Linked DNA regions of Homo sapiens: region 1 is linked to region 2. Evidence: read pairs that join two places in POLR2A ChIA-PET (ENCODE). Cell type or tissue: IMR-90. All regions are shown on one strand. Each heading gives the region's core, and the rest is flanking DNA. Links, peaks and the distances in the headings are about the cores only. Region 1 overlaps COA1 (cytochrome c oxidase assembly factor 1). Region 2 has its middle 9.9 kb from the start of COA1.

Region 1 (8,258 bases), core at 259-8,258, 92 kb before region 2:
CCTGTGCTCCTCCTCCAGGATGTCCTCTCTCACGCAGTGTCGCTGCCGTCCTTCCACTCACGTCCATGCTGGACACTGGACCATCACCTCTGACCCACCCGCTCCTGATACATGACTGTTACCAAGTTCTGTCACTTGGATGCCACGATGGCTTCACATCCGTCTTTTGCTTCTCCAGGCCACACCTCTGGTTCATGCTCTCACCACTGCACACCAGTGTGGCCACATCTCTCTCCTAAAGATGGCTCCCCGTAGCCAGTCCCTGGGCATTACCAATCTACACAAATCCACCTTCTTTTAAAACCGAATATTTTAATCAGAATACCAGAGCATGAATTGCTTTTGTAGTTAGAAAAAAGTCTCATTAGAGCTGGGTCCATTAAGAACATACTAAAAATAACAAAAAATAATGTAGGTCGGATCACCTCACTCATCCTCCAAATACTTTACGGGCTTCTGCTGCCAGAGTCAAGCACACACCTTCCAAGATGACACTGTGGCCCCTGGTGGCCGCAGCCCCTCCTACCTGCCCACACCCACCTCGCCCACCTGTGCCTCCACTGCCGTATCACACTGACAGGCGACACAGTGATGAACTTTCCCAGGCATGCTGCTCCTCAGCCGGGTGTTCCTCTCCACCTTTCAAAGTCCTCACAGCCATCTCCCAGGCCTCGAGCCACTTCCCCTAGGCCTGCACAATAGTGACAGGGTTTCCCTCACCCTGTCTTACTCAGGAATTTTCAACTGTAAACCCCCAAAAGCCTTCTGCACCTCTATTCCCCACATAGCTTAGAATCATTTCTCAAACCAGAGCATATACTCAAAATATGTTTGTTAAACAGAACAAATGTGTTTTACATGCAAGTGAGTGTGATCAAGTACAAAAAGATAAGTTATAGCTAAAAAAATGGGTTGGTATTCTGTGGAAGCAATGTAAATAAATACACTTTAAAAATCAAAGTTTAAAGAGTTGGGTACATTTGAATGAGCACTGACTGGATATAGATGCATTTCTCTTTTTTTTTTAATTTTACAGACAATTTCACTCTGTCACCCAGGATGGAGTGCAGTGACATGATCATAACTCATTGCAGCCTCCAACTCCTGGGTTCAAGCGATCCTCCTGCTTCAGCCTCCTGGGTAGCTGGGATTATAGGTGTGCACTATCACGCCTGGCTAAATTATAGATAGATAGATTAGATAGATAGATAGATAGATAGATAGATAGATAGATAGATAGATAGATAGGCAGGCAGGCAGGCAGGCAGGCAGGCAGGCAGAGAGACAGAGAGAGAGAGAGAGAGAGAGAGAGAGAGAGAGACAGGGTCTTGCTGTGTTGCCCAGGCTGGTTTCAAACCCCAGGGCTCAAGCAATCCTCTTACCTCAGCCTCCCAAAGTGCTGAGAGCTATCAAAGCCAACATGGTAGCAAACCACCACTGGTCATTTCTCTACTACCTTCAATTCAAGATGGCGACATCAGCATACCCACTGCATTCCCTGCCACATCAATTCCCCAGAATGGAAGAAAAGTATACAGAAATATCTATAATATAAAATATATTTTATATAAACATTAAAATCCATAATAGAAAAACTTTTTTTAAAGGTGCCAAACCTAGCTTTACTTAGTGGATTTTCCCATCCCAAATCCTTAACTCCAGGACTTTCCAGGAGACAGTAGACTCTCCTCTCCTTCAGCAGGCACCAGCCTGCGGTTCGCAGGGAAAGCACATTACCTTGGCATCAACAATGTCCACGAAGTTTTCCCTGTCGATGAGCTTGAGATAATGGATGTTGAGAGGAGGGCCCAGAGCTTCCTGTGCCTCGGGATGGCTCTGCAGCTGCTCCACTGCCAACTTGTAATATAAAGCCCTGGAATGAAACTCTAAGGACGAAAGACACACTTATTTTCTTTATTGAACTTGGTCAGGTAGAATCTACTACACAGAAAATTAAATAATCCAACTGACGTACAGGGTAGAAACAGAAACGTGAAATCTGTGGATGGACGAATAATTAAGGCCATCTACTCTAAATTGTCCATTTTACAGACTCAAAAACCAAAGCACAGGCAGGCAGTGTTTTGCAGGGATGTGCAGATGACCTTGGGCCTTGACCTCATGCAGACCCTTTCTGCTTCACCTCATTTCTACCCTCACTCATTGCCTTATTTTGACACCTAAGAGGTTTGGTCAGCTCTTCTCTAAGTTTCCTCTCAAGTCTCTAAGTTTGCTCTAAAGTCCTACTATGATTCCATGACTTGTTCAAAGTGACACAGCTGGTCCATGGCAAAGCCGAGGCCAGAATCCATGATACCTGACTTCTCAACACTGCCTGTTCCACTAAGTTGAGACATAAAATAGAAAGACCACAACATTAACAACAAAACCCTCAGGCCTAGAAACAGGATATGAAAATGTTCATTCATCAAGATTTAAGCCAACATTTCAACTCAAACTGCTCTCAGTCTCAGGAATCCTTCTGAGCCCACAGGCTACCTGGGAACTCCGGGAAGCACCTCCCTGAAGCTGTAAGTTCTAATAATCAGCTGCCCAAAGGAGGGAGCAGAGGCAGGCTTCCCAAGCAGGGTGTTCAGTTTGGCCGCAGAAAGTGCTTCTCTTCTGAAGGTCCCATCACACTAATGAAGGGAAAGGTGACCTGACCCTGGAGAGGCCAAGGGAATCCCCCTCCTGGGCTGCTTCCCAGGAATAGGGATACAGGGAATACCACAGGCATGAACACGGTGCCAGCTATGATAGGAAAAGAAGGGACAGAAGCAGGGTCCAGACAGCTAATCTTTATTGAGTGATTTCTATGGCTAGGCACTGTTCTCAATATTCCACACATCTCACAATGTTCAACAGCTCTTGTGTTGTGAGATTCAATTCTCACCTCATACACAAGCACTAACATTACCACACATCACACCAATAAGGTAACTAATGCCCAGAAAGGTGACGGACTCCCCCATAAGGCCACATAGCTGGTCAAGAGCTGGAGCCGAGATTCAACCATTCAACCCAGGCAGTCGGCTGCAGTGCCCAGGTCTCACCGACTTAGCAGCCTCCTAAGGGAGAAAGGCTGTCACACCAGAAAGCTGAACCCTGACCCAAAAGTGCACCCATCCCTCTCATGTCCTGCCCCTGTCCCTTTGGCAGAGGGAAGAGGAGGCCAAATTATTCAGTCTGAATCATTCCTGGGAACGCTCATCTCAGGCCCCCTCCAGACTCTGCAACTCCACCAACTCTGCAGGATGGTGCAGAAAGGCTGGAGAGGACACTGGAGCCTGTCTGCTTGTCTGCTGGTGACACTCACATCCTGGGAAGAAGTGAAAATGTTGCAGAGTGGATGACGAGCCAAGCTGGGTGGGGATAAAGGAGCCTAAAAAAAGCCAGTCTAGAAAAAACTGCTGCCGCTTTGCCACCAGTAGCATTAAAATGACCTTAAATGTCCTGGCTGCTGACAGTAATTGTGGCCTGTCTTTACAAATTCAAATTTGAGTGCAGTGGGGCTGGAAGCGGCATCTGTCGGGATTTTGCCATCGTGGTCTCTGCTTTTATTTTCTGCCCCTGCCAGAGTTCCTTGCTCATGGTCCCTCCTCCATTAAATCAACAGCAGAGAATGAAAGTGCAAAAAAAGTCTGACAATGCTGGACGCACAGCCACAGCTTTCCCCACCTGTGAACCATCTGGTATTCCCCTTCCCTCTGTCCCTTCTTTATATAATCTCAGAATCTTGATGGAGCCCCTGTGTGTGCACTGGACTGAAAGCCCATCGTGCTTTGCTGGGCTTCTTATGCATATTAGTCCTGGTCCTTTTATTTGTACTCGTTGCTCCTGGAAAAACTGAGATTACAGGATACAGAGGAAGCTATAGCCAACGAAATGGTGGACTAGCCTTTAAAATCACCCTCTCCTCCTTTCTCTAATCTAAACAAAGCATCTCAAGTATTTCCTCTGATGGAGGAGCAGGAGCAGGCTAGGAGGAGGTCAGGCCGCAGGCGGCTAGCAGGATACTTACTTTGAATGAGGTAATACACAATGGCAAAGCCCCCGGCATAGAACACACCGTGGAAAAGGATCCTTGCTCCCAGAGGCATTGACCGCCTGCTTCCTGCATACTTAAAAACAAAAGATACAAATTTATTGTAGGATTCCCAGTTTTGTGCCAAGGGGATTTGCCCGGCTTGGACCCCTAAAGGAAAGAAGCATTAAGGAAGCCAGAAAGGAGGCCAGACCGCCCTCCCTCATTTGCTTCCTTTCCAAATGCCAGGGTTGGTTCTGAAGCCAAACTGAGTGCCCTCCTGAGGGTGCCCTCTCGAGAGTGGCCCATGTCCAGGACCCATGCTGTGGGGGCCCTGCCACCCCCAGCCAGCCCAGCACAGAGCGAGCATTCAGCCCACCATCCTGACAGACACAGCCCAGACTGTGTGCCAAGCCCCGCATGGCCAGGAAGCACAACCACTTTGTCTCAGGCCAACTGGTAAACAGGAAGCTTATCCTTTGTGGCAATGGCTGGTCCTGTAAGCCTGCGAATGGGCTGGAGCTGTCACTGGCTCCTTTCATATTTTGAAAAATGCACCACCCTTGGGATGAGGAAACTCTGGTTATGACTCAGGCTGAATGAACAGATGGAGGGATGCCAGCTCGGTAAATACAGCATACCATCCATCCACTCTTATAATATGTAAGAGTATCAAAATGAGTGTAAAGTTAATTACAGTAATGTGATCTGGGAAAAGTCATTTAGTTCTCATAATGAAAACGGTCAGAGCATCTCTGAAGAATGTATTAGTCAGATCTTGCTTAATTTGAAGAGAGCTCAACAGGGTGAGGCAGCCAGACTGGGTTATGGAGAGGTTCCCAGAGTGTTACAGCTTCCAACGCCAGCATGAGACACGAGAGAAAGACAGAGTGGGAAACAATGCAGAAAATGCCCATCCCTCCTGTGAAGTTAAAGCACAAGTGAACCCTAAAGACCAGGAGAAGCCCATAACTATTCAGGGAGTGACTTTCTTCTATTGTCTAACTCGAGAATACCCTGGCAGGTTCTAGTGGGGAACTTGGCCCTGGAACATTCCATTACCTTTTGCCACATCATAGCACAACTCTCTTGAAAATCATCAAAGGCAAGTTGTCCTGCAATTAGAAAAGATTTTACATTAAAATCATATTTTTAAAGCCCAGTTCTCTCTAGTCTCATACAGCCAAGATTTATTACCAACCCAAGCTTTAGAACACGAACAAGAAGTTAAAATTAAACTCTAAAACAAGCCTTGTCTGTGAAAGGCCCTGGTTTTTCCCCCTTCTGCTGCCAAATTAGGAAGAAAAAACAAAGCCTGCGGGTTTCCTGTCTGTGTCCTATGTAGTTTTTGTTACAGCAACCAAAGAACCGGTGTGCACAAGGGAGAACCGCAGACAGCAAGTGCTTTGACCACAGCACAAACACAGGGCCAATCAACAGGAGGCTGGACCTGCAGAAGCAAGATGCTAGCAATAAAAGCTGTACGTGACAGAGTGAAAACAGCACTTCAGAGTTAAAAAGAAACAATAGTACAGTAAACTTATACATGGACTTTAACAATATTGATAATACCTAATACTTCTGTCTCTGACTATTATGTGTCTTGTACTATTCTAAGCACTTTATATAATTCATTTAATTCTCACAACCCTTTGAAGTAGGAACTATTATCATCACGCTCATTTTGCAGATGAGTAAACTGAGGCACAGAAAGGTTAAGTAACATGCCCAAAGGTGCACTAATAAGTGAATAAGTGGTAGAACTGGGATTCAAATTCATGCAGTCTGGCTCCAGCATCTGCTCTTTCAACCACTGTGGTACACGAGCTTTAAGATATCTAATTAAAGCAATATTGAAATGTGAAAACAAACAGTGTCTCTGAGCTAAAATATATTCTTACTGTTCAGTGTAAAAGTCCTTGGCAGGCATGCCTTTCCTGCTATTTTTCCAGACAAGGTGGATACATATTTGTACCTTCATTCCTTCTTTTGTTTAGCAAACGGTTACTGAGGGTCTGATCTGGTCAGACAGTAAGAATATAAAAACAGTATCAAGATATAAGGAATTTTCCTTGGTCCTGAGGGGAATACAGACAATTAAACAAATAATTATAACATAGATCTATCACATGCAACTGCACGGCTATGCACTGCACAACCCTTGTAGGGCACCATGCACATTAGAGAAATCAAAGATTTGTATCTTTATTAAGACAGTTTGCCAACAGTTGGAAGTACTATAAAGTATCTTGAAGAAGGGATGGGGATGGTTGTCTTTTTCTAATTTGCACAAAGGTGCCTTTGGGCTAGCAGCAGCCTGGTTAGTGCAACCAGACATATGCACCAAGAGAGGAAGTAACACTCAGGAAGTGGTCAACCTTGCTGCAGGGCATCAGCGGAGGTTTCACAGAGGAAGTTTACCTTGAGAAGAGAAAGGTGAAAAGAGCAGAACAGCTTCAAATCCAGGAAATGACAAACAAAGGCAGAGTGAGCAGAAACAAGAACTGCTGAAGTGTAAAGCGCAGGAGAGAAGCCACAGGAAGCATGTCCAGAAATGGAGGGGTGAGAGCATAGTGGGTGATTACTGCTAAGAAAGACCCTCGACCCTGAGCTGTCGGACTCTGCAGATGAGGGGCTACAGAAAAATCTCTCTGGGACAGGGGTGGGCAGATGGGGGAGAGAAGGCAATGCAGCAGGACTGCCAGAGGACACCAAAGCCCAGAGCTAAGACCAAGGTAGCAAGTGTGCCGCAAAAGGGTGGTTTCTTAAAATACTTAGGATGGGTCTTATTTATTTACTTATTTTTATACTTGCTCATTCCAAAAAGGATGATGGAGCTAACAAAGATACATACTTTAGAAGAAAAGAAAATAGGTAAGGAAATGAAGATAAATGAAAAATAATATTCAGAAAAGAAATAAGGCTGAAATAAAGTTAGAGCACAATAGGACATACTGTCATTCACTAGGCATTTCCTCAAGGTGCCACATATTTGACACGGCTTCCTATCTGCTCAATAGACAGGGAAGCTTGAGGAGCTACAAGGTCCAGAGTGTCCGTGGGGAAAGGCAAACCTGCCGCTGAGTTGGAAGACAACAGCTGCTAACACACGAAGCCTCAGAAAGCCCTCGCCAGGACTCAGAGATTCTCTCGAGTGACTCGTGTGGCAAACATCCTGTATTAAAAACAAGATAACAAAAATAAAAAGTTCCCAACTTCCAAATGACTATGTTTTATAACATCCAACTCTGAAAGCCACATTCATACTCCCCCACCACCAAAAAAAAAAAAAAACAGAAGAATTATTTTACAAGCAGCCGAAAGAGTGAGGACTCAAGAGTGCTCAGGCAGTGAGGATCAACCAAGTCTCCCCAGAGCCCTTCCACGTCAAAGCAGGGGTTGGGGTGTGAGTGGTGGGCAGGAAATGGGTTCAGGGGTCAGTGGGGGGCAGCAGGGGCTCCTTTTCAACTAGCTTCAGTTTACCTGCCCCTTCAGCTGCCTTTCAAAGAGTGTTAGGTAGCCCCCGACCTCACAAAAAAACAAATATTCAAAAAGGCACTGTAGAGGAATAGATGGAGTTTAGGCTAACTGCACGAATATTACCTCTTAGAACTAGTCTTCTAGTAAGAAGTGAAAATTTAAAAATGTGATGTGCCATTCTCTGCAATAAACTCAAGTTCAATCAGTCTACTACATTGCCAAATAAGGGCAGATTTACTTGCTTAACTGTTCGCCAAAAGGCAAGGGTTGCATCTGTATTGAAAATCAAGGAACTTGTTAGCCACAGGAAGGTGGCACAAAGCACTGGCCAAGGTCTCTGAGGAAAGCAGTCTTAACTCTGCTCTGATACACAAAGGGGTGACTTTGGCCTCCAAAGGCAAATAGTTTATAAACCTTTTCCAAAGTACTAAACCCTTTCTAGAGTCAAAGCACAGTCTGCTAAACGGATGCAGCAGCTGCTCAAGCTGGCACAGGCTGGAGGATCCTCCTGTCAGCCTCCCCTCAGCCAGGACCAGAGGAAGCATCACCAGGCGGATCAACAGAACAGCCAGGGAGTTCAAGCCATAGACAGGATCCCACAAGGCAAGGGTGGAAGCAGGAAGGTGGTGCAACTTCAACCTGGGAAGCACATCAGAATCACAGGAAGAGCTTAAAAAAAAAAAAAAAAAAAAAAACAGGCCAGGTGCGGTGGCTCACGCCTGTAATCCCCACCTTTCAGGAGGCCAAGACAGGA
Region 2 (8,400 bases), core at 290-8,289:
GCGTGACAGAGGGCTCACCTCTTGCCTTCTAGGTCACTTCTCACAATGTCCCTTCAGCACCTGAGCGTATACCCGCTGGTTATTCCTAGGTTATATTAGTAATGCAACAAAGAATAATATTAAAAGCTAATGATTAATAATGTTTATAATAATGATTGATAATTGTCCATGATCATCTCTATATCTAATTTGTATTATGACTATTCTTATTCTAACTGTTTTCTTTATTATACTGAAACAGTTTGTGCCTTTAGTCTCTTGCCTTGTCACCTAGGTGATCCTCCGCCCACAAGACCAATAAAATTGGTAAACCTGTAGCTAAACTGATCAGTCAAAAGAAAGAGAGAGAGAACACAAATTACCAATATCAGGAATGAAAGAAGAGAAATCAGTAGAGATCAGTAGAGACATTAGAAGAAAAATAAGGAGTTCTGTTTCTAGTTAGAGCTGAGTACCTCCTATTGGACCAATCTTCCCATAGATAAAAACTAAAAGCTCTGGACCAAGTACAAAAAATAACTACCTAAAGGTACTGGAGAACACCCTAAGAAGGTAGATACCAGAGGGAAGTTGATGCTGGGAAGAAAGGAATGGGACCCAGGGGGTTTCCCATTGTCATGGGCTTTCTGCTTGAGGACAGGCCCCAGTTGTTACTCTCAATCTTACTGGCTTCAAAAACCAGAGTTTTTGATACATAGTGCATCTGGAAAGTGGGGGGAAATCCAAGAAAGGAAATCCCCCATAAAGGAAAGAAGTCAGAGAGAAGGCAAACCAAACTATTTGTATGTATGAGCTGCCCACATTTCTGGCTGACATCTGAAACATACATGTGTCAAACCTTTTGAGCCATCTAAGACTCAAAAACTGAAGGCCGGCCAGGCACAGTGACTCACTCCTATAAACCTAGCACTTTGGTAGGCCAAGGCAGGAGGATTGCTTGGAGCCAGGAGTTCAAGATCAGCCTAGGCAAGATAGCAGGACCTCATCTCTAAAAAAAAAAAATTTTTTTTATAGCCAAGCATGGTGGCACATGCCCATAGTCCCAGCTACAGATGTGAGGCTGAGGTGAGAGGATTGCTTGAGCCCAGGACTTTGAGGTTATAGTGAGCTATGATTGCATCATTGCATTCCAGCTAGAGCAACAGCGTGAGATAAGGAAGGAAGGAAGGAGGGAGGGAGGGAGGGCAAATTAACAATATCAGATATGAAAGAGGAGGAGTTATTACAGGTCCTGCAAACATTAAAAGTTCTGAAGATGGTATGACCTTCACAGATGTCCTGAAATGAAGCAAAAGGTTAAACTTTAACACCCCCACATTGTATATCAGCCACTCCAGGAGGGAACCACGACCAAGAATGAAACAGTTCTTTTTCACCGAGGCAGTTCCTGAAGGAAGCGCCTAAGCCAGTGGGGTAATGAGCATTTCATTCCTAGGCTGTGCACCGCAGCAACCACCATCCACCTATGAGAGGAAGGGAGGGAAATATTTGGAGAGAGTCTGATTAGATCTAAGATGTATCAGTAGCTCAACAAAAGAACAAGAAAAAAATTAATTAGGGAAAGCATCCTGGAAGATGTCCTAAAAAAATAGGATTTAGGCAATGGAAAAGAAGAGCATTTCCAGCCAAGGAAATATTGAGACAAAGCACAGAGTTACAAAAAGGAGGAGCTAATTTCTAAAATTATTGAAACTTTATGTGGATTTCCAAGAATCTTGTTTTTTTAAAAAAATTTATTTTGAAATAATTATAGATTCACAGGAAATTTAGGAGAAAAAATGTAAAGAGCAGTCCTGTGTACCCTTCACCCAGTATTCTGCAGTGGTAACATAGCTATACAACAGTGTTGAAACCAGTGATGGCAGTGACTGCTGCCATCATGGCGACTGCAGCCGGGAAGTATGGCTGGGACTGCACATGCCATGGAGCCAGTGGGACCCCTGCCCCTTCTGAGTTGGGACAGCTCTGAAACCTCAGCTGCAGACCCAGGTCTCCTCCTCTATGGAGCAGGCAGGAAACCTGCCCTCCTGGGCAGAGCTACAGCCACCCAAACTGCAGCTGTGGATCCGAGCTTCCCTGTGCTCTTGGGGGAGCCAGGAACAGGAAGGATCTGCCCTCCCAGGTGCAGCTGCAGCTGCCCATGCCCACGGCTGCAGACGTGGGCCTCCTGGCTCCAGGAAGCAGGCAGGAGCTGAGGATATGCAGGAGCCCTGCTCCGTCCAAGATGGCAGGGTGGGAACTCCCAGGTGCAGCTGTGGCTGCCCCCTTTCCTCCCCCAACCCCCAACATTCCTGCAGCCTTGGGGGTGTCTTATCCTGCTGCCTGGCCTCTCTCCACTCCTAGCACCTGCTCTGATCTCTGACTAGGGATTGAGGCCGAGCCCTAGGGCCATGAATGGCAGCAGGAGGCAGATTGATTCTTGGGCAGAAAAGGACAGGTCCCCAGTAAGGCCCCACCTTCAGGCCAGGGAGGGCCTAAAGACTGGGGGCCAGGCTGCCAGTCCCACCACTGGAGTGGGGACTCATGGTGCCTCTTCCGGGTGCCCATGGCTGCCCATGGACCAATCAGCCGGCCCTTCCTCCCCTCTGAGGTCCATAAAGCCCTGGGCTCAGCCAGAGCAGGGTAGAGGATGGCCAGAGGAGGAAGAGGACAGAGAGAGGGTGGGAGGACCAGCTGCAGAGAGGAGTACCCTCTCCACTGAGAGCTGCAGAGATGATCTGCTGGCAGAGAGGAGCCACCCTCTCTGGAAGAGCTTCAGAGACCTGCAGAGACATTCAAATGACTTGCCTACGGAGGGAAGCCACCATCTCCAGGGCCTTCTCTCTGCTGAGAGCCGAACACTCAATGAGAAGACCTGCCTACAGAGAGGAGCTACCCACTCCTCTGAACTATTCTAACACTAAATAAAACTCTTCTTCTTCACCCTTCACTTGCCTGCATACCTCATTCTTCCTGGACACAGGACAAGAACTCAGGCAAAGGCGCCTCGGCCACAGAGGTTTCTGACCAGAAAAGTTGACACCCCAGAGATCCTGTAACACCAGGAAGTTGACATTGGTACAATCCACAGAATTTATTCAGATTTCACCAGTTTTATATGCACATCTGTGTGTGTGTGTGTGTGTGTGTGTGTGTGTGTGTGTGTGTGTGTAGTTCTATGCAATTTTATCACATTTCTATTCATCTAACCATCACCCCAGTTAAGATTCCAAACAATTTCATCACAAGGATCCCTGCTACTTCCCTTTCATAGCCACAGTCAATTCCTGTCTTTCCTGCCAGACCCTCTCTGTAAGCCTTAGCAACCACTAATCTGTTCATCTCTGTAACTTTATGGCAAGTATGCCGTCTTTTCAGTTACGATATAGCTTTCATTACAGCCAATGTTACTTTGTGAGAAACTTAGTAGCATCTTCATCTTGGATTTTTAAAGCTTCTAATAAATTCCTTCATTTAGTAGTCAGATTATCCAAGACACTTTTACCAAGGTTATTGCAAACCTACTGTCACTAAATTTCTGTTCTCCAGTTCTTCCTCTTACTCTGAAAGATGATTTTTTCCAATGCTTTACAAAACAACTATGATGAGCAGATGTGAGTGATTTTACCTACTTTTTTTCTTTTTCTTTGGTTTTTTTTTTTTTTTTTTTTTTTGAGACAGGGTCTCACTTTGTCACCCAGGCTGGAGTGCAGTGGCAAGATCTTGGCTCACTGGAATCTGCACCTTCCGAGTTCAAGCTATTCTCCTGCCTCAGCCTCCCGAGTAGCTGGGATTACAGGTGCCCACGACCACGACAGGCTAATTTTTGTATTTTTAGTACAGACAGCATTTTCCCATGTTGTCCAGGCTGGTCTCGAACTCCTGACCTCAGGTGATCCACGCGCCTCGGCCTCCCAAAGTGCTGAGATTACAGGTGTGAGCCACCGCACAAGACTGGGTAATTTATAAGAAAATGGCTCACAGTTCTGCAAGCTATACAGGAAGCATAGTGCACCTGCTTCTGGGGAGGCTTCAGGGAGCTTTCAATCATGGCAGAAGGCAAAGGAGGAAGCTAGAGTCTTACATGGCAGGAGCAGGAGTAAGAGAGACAGTTGGAGGGAGGTGCTACACACTTTTAAACTACCAGATCTCTTGAGAACTATCACGAGGACAGCACCAAGAGAATGGTGCTAAACCATTCATGAGGAATCCACCCCCATGATCCAATCACCTCCCACCAGACCTCACATCCAATACTGAGGATTACAATTCAACATGAGATGATATACAAACTATATCACCATTCTACTGGAAGCAAAGTGGTATTTCATTGTGTTTTATATTTGCATTTCCTTGATGAGTACTGGTGTTGAGCATCTTTTCAAGTGCTTATATATATATCTCCTTTGGAGAAATGCCTGTGTAGATCCTTTACCCCTTTTTAAATTGGTCTCTTGGTCTTTTTTTAAAAATGAGTTGCAATACTTCTTTATATATTCTAGATACAAGTCCCTTATCAGATACATAATTTGCAAAAAAAATTAACTTATTCTATGAGTTGTCTTTTCACTTTCTTGATGGTGTTCTTTGAAGCACAAAAGATTACCAAAATTGATCACATTCTTTGTTATAAGAAAACATTTCCATAAAAGAAGTAGAGAATGTTATTAAGAAACTACTCCCCAAAAGCACCAGGCCTAAATAGTTTCATAGAAAAATTCTGCTGAACTTTCGAAGACCAAATAGTCCCAATGTTTTCTACATTATTCTAGAACATTGAAAAGGAAGAAAATCTTCTTAACTCCTTTTATAAAGCAAGTATAACACTGATACCAAACCAGATAAAGTCAGTGCTAAGAAAGAAAACTACAGGTCAATATCATGAATATTGATGCAGAAACATAAATATTAGCAAATGGAATCTAACAACACATTAAGAAAACAATGCACACCATGAATTAGTGGATTTATTCCAGGATGCAACATTGGTCCAATATCAAGAAAAATTCACATGGTTCTTTCCATAAATGATGAAAAAGCCTTTGATAAATTTTCATACCTTTTCATTATTTTTAAAAAAAAAAAACCTCTTAAGAAAAAAGGAATTGAAGGAGACTTTCCTAATATGACAATGTTTACACACATACGTACATATACACACACATTTTAGTTTTAAAGTCAATATCTTACTTAATGGGAAACACTAGAAGTATTTCCATTAGGATCAGAAACAAAGTAACTTTTCACCACAGAGAGAAATCCAATCAGTCAGAAGAATGAATAATGTATAAGTAACCCTATTTCTTTTTCTTTTTCTTTTTCTTTTTTCTTTTTCTTTTTTTTTTTTTTTTTTTAGGCAGGCTCTCACTCTGTCACCCAGGCTGGAGTACAATGGCACAATCTCGGCTCACTGCAACCGTCGCCTCCCAGGTTCAAGCGATTCTCGTGCCTCAGCCTCCCAAGTAGCTGGAACTATAGGCACATGCCACCACGCCTGACTAATTTTTGTATTTTTCGGTAGAGATGGGGTTTCACCGTGTTGGCCAGGCTGGTCTTGAACTCCTGGCCCCAAGTGATCTGCCAGTCTCGGCCTCCCAAAGTGCTGGGATTACAGATGTGAGCCACTGTGCTCAATCGTAACTATTTTTGTTTGTAGATGATATGATAGTAAAACCTGAAAACCCTCAGAGAAACAATGATAAAAATAACTCAAGTAGTGACATGACTTATTAAAAATGCAGGCCATAAAGTTAATATATGATGATCATATCATATATGCCTTCATAGACACAGACATTAAACAGAGGACTAAAAGGTAGAGAAAACCCTATTTATGATAGCAACAAAAAATATTAAATACTTGGATTGAATTTATCAAGAAATATGCAAAACCTACATGAGAAAGATTTTAAAACACCCTTGAAAGATACAAATACAGACTAGAACACCACCATTAAAAAAAAAAACCTCATTATAAAGATTTATAATGAGTTAATTTATAAATTCCCTAAGTTAATTTATAAATTCAACGCAATCTCAAAGAAATTACCAACAAGCTATTTTAGAGCATTAGACAAGTCAATACTTAAGTTTATATGGAAAAGCAGAGATTCCAGAGTTGCCAGGAAAACAATGAAAAAGAAAAATTGTGAGGGTAGCCTTATTAGATATTAAAACATACTATAAAGCTGCCATAATTAAAACAGTGATACAGGCACATGAATAGATAAGTAGATAAGTGGAATATTATGGAAAGCCTAGAAATAGACCCAAGTACTGTACATATGGAAATTTAGATAGAAGCCATCTCTCAAATCACTGAGGTAGACATTTTAATAAATGGTTCTGAGAAAACTAGGTAGTCACTTGGAAAAATGATAAAATCATATTCATACTTCACACAATAAACGAGAAGAAACTCCAAATGGATTAAGAATCTATATGTAAAAAATAAAACTATACAAGTAAGAGGGGAAAAAAAGACCATAGGTGAATTCCTATTACACTTTGGGGTAGGAAAAGGTTTTTAAAACTATGACTTCAAATCTAGAGGCATTAAAAGATGGATAAATTTGGCCAGGTGCAGTGGCTCATGCCTGTAATCCCAGCACTTTGGGAGGCTAAGGTGGGCAGATCATGAGGTCAGGAGTTGGAGACCAGCCTGGCCAACATGGTCAAACCCCATCTCTACTAAAAATACAAAAAATTAGCCAGGCATGGTGCCAGGCACCTGTAATCCCAGCTTCTCGGGAGGCTGAGGCAGGAGAATCGCTTGAACCTGGGAAGCAGAGGTTGTAGTGAGCTGAGACCATGCCACTGCACTCCAGCCTAGGCAACAGAGCAAGACTCCATCTCAAAAACAAACAACAACAACAAAAAAGATAAATTTGACAGAAAATTAAATTTTAAAATTTTGCATGACAAAAGCACCATAAACAAAATCTAAAGACAACTATTAAATGTAAGAAAATATTCAATTTGCAATATATCTTCTGGCTGGGTGCACAATATATTATGTGGCTGGGTGCAATATATGATGTAGGTGCAGCCACATGACGTATTGTAGGGCACTTTGGGAGGTTCAAGGGGGAGGATCATTTAAGGCCAGGAATCCAAGATCAGCCTAGGCAACATAGTGTGACCCCTTCTCTATAAAAAAAAAGAATTAAAAATTAGCCAGGCATGGTGACATGCACCTGTAGTCCCAAGGAGGCCAAGGCAGGAGGATCACTTGAGCCCAGGAATTCAAGGCTGCAGTAAGCTATGATCACATCACTGCACTCCAGTCTGGGTGACAAAGTAAGACCCTGTCTCCAAAAATAAAAATAAATATATCATGTAAAAATGACTAATATCCCTAATTTATAAAGAAATCTTGTCAGTTGAGGGACAAAGAGCCAAAAATCCAATACAAACTTGGAAAAAGACATGAACTGACAATTCACAATATAAAGGCCATGAAAAATATGAAAAAAAGTGTAAACTCATTCACTATAGAAAAATACAACTGACATAATACTTTACACTTAGGCAAAAATGTTAAAGTATGACAATACATCCTGTTGGTGAGGCTGTAGGGAAATAAACCTCATTGCTGGTGGATTTTCAAATTTGTGCAACTCTTCTGAAAGGGAATTTTGGCCATGTCTAACAAAGCTAATAGGTACTTTTTGGCACAGCCATCCTACTTCTGGGAATCTACTGTGAATATGCAACTTTAAGCTGTATATTATGAAATATGAAAATATACATCCATGAGCATTGTTTTTAATGCATAGCATTGGAAATAACCTAAATTCCCATTTTATAGGAAATAGGGGAAGAACAGAGAAAAGGAAACAGAGATGGAAAGTAATCCTCTGAAAATACCAAGTTTTATGGCTTTTATTTTGGAACCAAATATATGTTATACATAATTTAAAACAAAAATTTAAATTAAAAATACATTTAAACATCAAACTCTAAAAACAAAGGAAAAATGAAACAAATGAGACTAATTCTACATAAAGTTAGGACCAGGTGCACTGGCTAACACCTGTAATCCCAGCACCTGGGAAGCCAAGGTAAGCGGATTGCTTGAGTTCAGGAGTTCGAGACAAGCCTGGGAAACATGGTGAAACCCCGTCACTACTAAAAATACAAAAATTAGCCCAGTGTGGTGGTGCGCACCTGCATTCCCAGCTACTCAGAAGGCTGAGGCAGGAGGATTACTGGAATCTGGGAGGCGGAGGTTGCAGTGAGCCGAGATCATGCCACTGCACTCCTGCCTGTGTTACAGAGTGAGACTCTGTCTCAAAAAAAAAAAGCAAAAAAGAAAAGGTAGTGGTATAAACACTTGGAGAAAGATTATCATGTATTTATGGGTTTTTTTTCCTTTTCTTTTTTTTTTTTTTTTGAGACAGTCTCACTCTGTCACCTAGG

What was found. Peaks named below come from ENCODE experiments on the same cell type or tissue, not always from the same donor. Only the 100,000 strongest peaks of a DNase experiment are listed, where the experiment ranks them.
Region 1: POLR2A ChIA-PET joins it to region 2 with 16 read pairs; 9 of 35 experiments call an interaction of 5 or more read pairs at or near these places.

What each region holds. Positions count from the first base shown.
Region 1 is chr7:43,643,514-43,651,771 of GRCh38, forward strand. It overlaps COA1 (cytochrome c oxidase assembly factor 1), which reads right to left. Exons shown (of 6, transcript NM_018224.4): 2 at 5,087-5,139; 3 at 4,022-4,121; 4 at 1,738-1,886. The coding sequence starts at 5,101. Among named protein-coding and RNA genes, the nearest start is that of STK17A, 65 kb to the left of the region's middle. RefSeq lists enhancers at 3,297-4,158, 3,307-3,426, 4,457-4,751, 5,021-5,882, 6,525-6,614. In IMR-90, for the core only: no CTCF peak of the experiment used is centred there; DNase peaks (open chromatin) are centred at 3,988, 4,708, 5,408, 7,178 and 1 weaker place; H3K4me3 peaks cover 535 bases; H3K27ac peaks cover 6,133 bases.
Region 2 is chr7:43,735,270-43,743,669 of GRCh38, forward strand. No RefSeq gene overlaps it. Among named protein-coding and RNA genes, the nearest start is that of COA1, 9.9 kb to the left of the region's middle. RefSeq lists an enhancer at 360-839. In IMR-90, for the core only: no CTCF peak of the experiment used is centred there; no DNase peak of the experiment used is centred there; H3K27me3 peaks cover 607 bases.